2 separate regions of the Homo sapiens genome follow, and region 2 is linked to region 1. A link is a loop called in an ENCODE intact Hi-C map of the cell type or tissue named here. Cell type or tissue: CD4-positive, alpha-beta T cell. All regions are shown on one strand. Each heading gives the region's core, and the rest is flanking DNA. Links, peaks and the distances in the headings are about the cores only. Region 1 overlaps AHI1 (Abelson helper integration site 1). Region 2 has its middle 12 kb from the start of HBS1L.

Evidence for each region. A loop is a pair of places that touch in the nucleus more often than their neighbours do. Peaks named below come from ENCODE experiments on the same cell type or tissue, not always from the same donor. Only the 100,000 strongest peaks of a DNase experiment are listed, where the experiment ranks them.
Region 2: a loop joins it to region 1, with 2.6 times the contacts of the local background. A loop is called at or near these places in 5 of 110 quality-filtered maps.

Annotation. Positions count from the first base shown.
Region 1 is chr6:135,437,496-135,440,425 of GRCh38, reverse strand. It overlaps AHI1 (Abelson helper integration site 1), which reads left to right. Exons shown (of 29, transcript NM_001134831.2): 15 at 1,928-2,051. Among named protein-coding and RNA genes, the nearest start is that of AHI1, 59 kb to the left of the region's middle. In CD4-positive, alpha-beta T cell, for the core only: CTCF peaks have their summits at 1,128 and 1,329 (motif pointing right); a DNase peak (open chromatin) is centred at 1,315.
Region 2 is chr6:135,065,597-135,068,526 of GRCh38, reverse strand. No RefSeq gene overlaps it. Among named protein-coding and RNA genes, the nearest start is that of HBS1L, 12 kb to the right of the region's middle. RefSeq lists an enhancer at 1,472-1,561. In CD4-positive, alpha-beta T cell, for the core only: no CTCF peak of the experiment used is centred there; a DNase peak (open chromatin) is centred at 1,516.

The DNA of each region.
Region 1 (2,930 bases), core at 117-2,616:
CATCTCATGCCCGGTTTTTTGTTTTGTTTTGTTTCATTTTGTTTTTTGTTTTTATTTTAAGTTCTTTGGTGAGCCTCTTCTTAGCCTCACTTGCAGCTGTGATATTAAATGATGCCACGGGTTGTTTTGACATGCACCTTAGGGTTAGGGCTGTCCTCCCAGAGCATGCTGTGAGCCAGGTCAAATAAAGGCAGGCCCTGACAGTGGATCTTTCCTGGAGGGCCAGACTGTCAAATAGTGAGAAGTCTTTGGGGATGGGGCTTTTAGGGAGCATCAGACCTGTTCTGCCCCAACCAGTCTCTTGATTTTTATTGGTTTTTAAGGCTCCTTTAAAGTTTGAGACAGGAATGAGAACATAGCAAGTTAAAACACCGTAAAGCTCAATGTTCTTACCAAATTCAGCCATTTTTCTTAAATACTCTTCAAATTTTTGTAAGCTTTGCTTAATTTTCAGAGTTCTGAGAATGTTGATTTTTGCCAGTTTTTGCCAGTGTTCTTGTTGCTTCTGTGGGGAGGAGATTTTTTCTAAGATTCTTACTTTGCTATTCCACAAGTACAGTAGTCCCTCTTTTTCCATAGGGTATATGTTCTAAGACCCTCAGTGGAAGCCTGAAACCTCAAGTAGTACTGAACCCGATTGCCATCAGTAGAAACACATGTATGCTCATGCTTTCCACCCACAGATTTATATCTTTTCCATCTTAACAAAACACTTACCATGCACTAAAGGCCATTACTTTTGTCGTTTGAGGTGTGACAGCAAAACTAGCACAAACCTCTTTTTCGTTCTTCACAATTTCACGGATAGAAGATTTTTACTGTAGATCCTAGCAACCTCAACATATGATTTTTTTTTCTTTCCTTTTTAAATCAAGAACTTTCACCTTTTCAGTCAAAGGAAGTACTTTATCATTTCCCTTTGGCATATGCCAATTGCCAACATGATTACTCTTGCACCTTGTGACCGTTAAGTAAAATAAGGGTTACTTGAACAAAAGCACTGGGTGACAACCAGTCTGATAACTGAGACAGCTACTAAGTTTCTGATAGACAGCATCTATAGCATGGATACATTGAACACAGGATAATTCACATGCTGGAGACATGGAGCTAAATGGCATGAGATTTCATAACACTACTCAGAATGATGTGCATTTTAAAACTTAGGAATTATTTATTTCTGGAATTTTCCATTTGATATTTTCAGACCATGGTTGACTGCGGGTAACTGAAACCACAGAAGGTGAAACTGCACATAAGGGGGGACTGCTGTTATTTCTGAACTGCTAAGTATTTTAAAGGGCAATTGATTTTTACCACTAGATGGAAGCAGAGACTTGGAAACTTTGTTTTTCCGTGTTACTATCTTAGATTTCATTGTATGTTTAAACATATAGTAAAATACCACAGTGCTTTGTGTGTCTGATTGAGTCATTGTTAATTCCCATACTATCCCTGATTACTATCCCTGTTCATTTTAGTATTAAAATTTACTTTTGACAATAGCACAATTTAAATTTCTCCTTACTTCAAATAATTAAATTTTTGGTTGGCATTTAGTTGATTTTCAGGTGAAATAATAATGAAAGCCTAAATTATAGAATATAAGTGAATTGCAATGTAAATGTTATTATTCAACTGATATAAATTTATTATTAAAGATTCTTAGGGGATTTCTTTAAAGAGATGAAAATAATTGATAATTGTAGCAAAATTATAACTGAAAATTTTGCATGTGAATTTTTGTGTAAAGCAAAAGAAAAACTATTCTTAAGTAAATTTTGAAATTTTCTCTGTGCTGCAAATGTCTTTGGTTATAATTTTGTTATAGACTGCTTATGTCTAAATAATATTAAATTATATATTTGTATATTATTGGATTAAGGATCTTCTGTCTGGAAACCTAATTTCTAAATATTTTCATTAGTATATGAAATTCCTTCTGGACGTTTCATGAGAGAATTGTGTGGCCACCTCAATATCATTTATGATCTTTCCTGGTCAAAAGATGATCACTACATCCTTACTTCATCATCTGATGGCACTGCCAGGTTAGTATCCTTGAGAAGTACTTATGTGCATGCTGTTTGCTGTCAAGGAAAGCAAAGAGAATATAAACTGATGTAACTACTCTTATGCTCCAGTCGTATTTTCCCAAGAAGGGACTGTCATAAATATGCATCATGCAGACTGATTCCATAAATTATAGTAACACTTTTTAAAGACATTTTTCTTAAATGTCTTTTATTTATGTAGCATATAATATTTCTAGTCCTCACCATCTTTAAATGATCATTATGTAAACTGATTAATGCTTTGAGATGGGGTTAGGGGTTATTAAACACTTGAGATTTTTTCCTAGAGCATAAGCTCTTGGTGGCAGGGATACTGTCTTCACTATTGGCTGGATTTGCAGAGGGTAGAATCCAGTGGTGCTCAGTATATCACAGTAGAGGAAACAAATATGTACCTTATATTTTAACAGTTTTATAGATTGGTTAAACATTTACATTTTTCAGAATGTCAATCTTAAAAATAATTTATCCCTTTTCAATTTAATAAGTATCACAATAAAACATTTTAAAAGCTAACTTTAAAAGTTTCATTTATACTTTTTTTAGTTGCTTGTTCTACCTTGAATGTGTTCTAAAAATACTGTTAGTTTTCAGGGTGCTTTTAGATACATCACTTAATTTGATTCTTACAGCTATTAGGTAAGACATTATTCTCTCCACACACTACGAAACTGACATGTAAACAGTTGAGATCCATGCTGAATTCATTGTCATTTACTTCTGCCTTCTACTCTCTTAACACTTCGTGTTACTTTTAGTGTTCAGACCACTTCTTCTACTGATCTTGCCAACCTCCTTTTCTGTATAAAATATCTAATCAAGATGTTACCATTATTGGTTAGTTTTTATTTAAAT
Region 2 (2,930 bases), core at 314-2,813, 370 kb after region 1:
CAGCAACCACTGCCTCCTGGGTTCAAGCAATTCTCCTGCCTCAGCCTCCTGGGTAGCTGGGATTACAGGCACGTGCCACCATGCCAGGCTAATTTTTTGTATCTTTAGTAGAGAGCGGGTTTCACCATGTTGGCCAGGCTGGTTTCGAACTCCTGAACTCATGATCCATCCGCCTCAGCCTCCCAAAGTGCTGGGATTACAGGCGTGAGCCACCGTGCCTGGCCAACACTGTAGTAATTAAAAATAATAATAATAAATGACCTACATTAATATTACTTGGGAAGATGATATTTTATCAAAAGTTTCCTTGTTCAGCTGTCATTTTTTTGAAGGGCATCAACCTTTGAATAAAGTATTTGTTCCTTAAAACTTCTCAGGCAATTAATATGTTGGGTAACAAGTGAAAGAATGGAGACTACAGAATTTCATAACATAAATTTTCCACACAGAAAATCAAGTCCTTGTTACACTAGCTTTCTTGATTCGTTTTAGTGTAACATTTCAATGGGGTAGAATAAAAAGATCTTTTATGATTATTTATGGTATACGTAGGAGGCAGTTTTCAGAATTGTGACTAGTGACCAAAGAAAATCTCACTTAAAGCAGACTCTCTAAACTTGTATTCTTTGTCATATAAATAATCCGAATCAATAGTACTTATAATTAACTTTATATAACTATCATTAGCATTTTTGTGAATTATGAGAGTCTATAGACATGTAACATGGCGGTATTTACTACTGTCTCTGTGAGATGTTTTTTGGGTTGATAATTATTCTGGTTATCTATTGCTAAACAACAACCCCAAAACTTAGTGGCTTAAAATAAACATTTATATTTGTTCACAATTCTGCAACTTGGGTAGAATCAGTGAGGACAGATGATCTCTATTCCACTCAGCATCTGCTGGGGTATCTGGAAGGCTGGACACTGGGATAATCTGAAGCCTCATTCACATACATGTCTGGTCATGAAGGCCGGTTGTCATCTGGAATCTCAGCAAAGGCACTACTGGGCACCTACATATGGCCTTTCCAAATTGCTGTTTGCCTTCCTCGTATTATGGCGACTGGGTTCTGAGGGTGAGCATCCAAAGAGGACCAAGTGAAAGCCGTATCACCTTTTATGGCCAGCTTTAGCAGGTACGTAATGTGGCTTCCAATGCAGTCATAGGTCCGCCCAGTTTTATGGGGAGGAAAGATCTCTCAATGGAAAAGTATGTCTCAAAGGCAGAGTCTCCCAATCTCTTGGTGGAGAAGAGTCGGTGTATTAGCCTGTTCTCACACTGCTATAAAGAATTGCCTGAGATTGGGTAATTTATGAAGAAAAGAGGTTTAATTGACTCACAGTTTCACAGACTGTACAGGGAGCATGGCTGGGAGGCCTCAGGAAATTTACAATCATGGTGGAAAGATGAAGGGGAAGCAAACACACCTTCAGATGGCTGCGGGAGAGAGAAAGCAAAGAGGGAAGTGCTACACACTTTCAGACAACCAGATCTCATGAGAACTCACTCACTATCATGAGAACAGCAAGGGGGAAATCCGACCCTATGATCTAATCACCTCCCACCAGGCCCCTCCCCCAACATTGGGGATTACAATTCAACATGAGATTTGGGTGGGGACACGTAGCCAAACCATATCAGTCAGTATTACATGGAAAGAAGATCATGTTGGATAGAATGTACTGGTGTGGACATCTTAGGAAAATATAATCTACCACAATACCACAGTCATAACGGGAAACATAAAGGACTAATTTTTGCCCAGTGTTCTACTTGAAAAGGATTAATATCTATTCTGTTTATCTAAATGCAAACATGGCTTTAAAAACTTCTAGTTATATCAGTGTGATTATGTGTATCTCAACCAGAGTCAAAAGCAACTCTTGCCTAATAAAACCATCACAAGTCAGGAAATAAGGAAATATGAACAAATATGAAGAAAATGACTAATCATATTGAACCATTTCCTGAGAGAAACAGAAATTAGAAACCAAAGCCTTCTAAATGACCCCTGGTAAAATTACACAGGCAATTAGTATCAAGTGGCCTCTTCTAAGTGTGAAAGTTTTTCAGAGCTTCTAATAAATTTTACGGGATAGTTTGCAAAGTCTATGGCCCAATATACAGGCAACACTGTTGTGTGACTGTCCCATATCCAAGTTTTTCAAGATGAGCAATGGCTCAACCCTATACACATATTGAGGTGAGAAGGAAAACAAGTGCTTCCCTTTGGCCGTTCCCATTTTCCAACTTGTCTTTCTGAAGAAAATCTAGTAAGAACAATATCTAGTGGCTGAAAGGGTTTTGATTTAAATTATTTTACTCCTTTCTTAGAGTTTTTCTAGATATAGGTTTCTAAACAACACATTGACACTATAGCCCATTTTCTGCCTTTTCAAAGAAAACAGAGCATGACAGGGCAAGGAAGGGAAATTCCTCAAACAGTTCAGTGTTTTAAATGACTTTTAATGAGAGCCGCTTTTACCTTTTAAAACCCTACCTTTTATGTGTATGCTTTTTTTCTGGTTTAAATTTGATTTGCAAATTTTCTTTGCTTTGAATTTTCCCCTAGGATTTAAAGATGCTCTGTCCTTTGATTTGTCATTAACATTCCGTTGGTGCCTTGCAGCATTTTATACTGCAGACACACCTCTTTCCCATGGCTGAAAAGCTGTATGTGTCCCTACATTATACATACACTTGGAGCGCTAAGATGATACCCAGAGGTAGACAGTCTATAAATCCTAGAAGAAATTGTGCATACACTAAGATGGTATATTGGCAAGTCTGGATTCAGACTAGGATGAATCTAGAAAATAAGTATTTCATCTTTGAAATATTCCCACCCAACTTTCTTTCTTAAAGTACTGTACTCAAAATGGACAGTTCTCTTCAACCTGTATGGAAGCTGTTGTATTAAAGA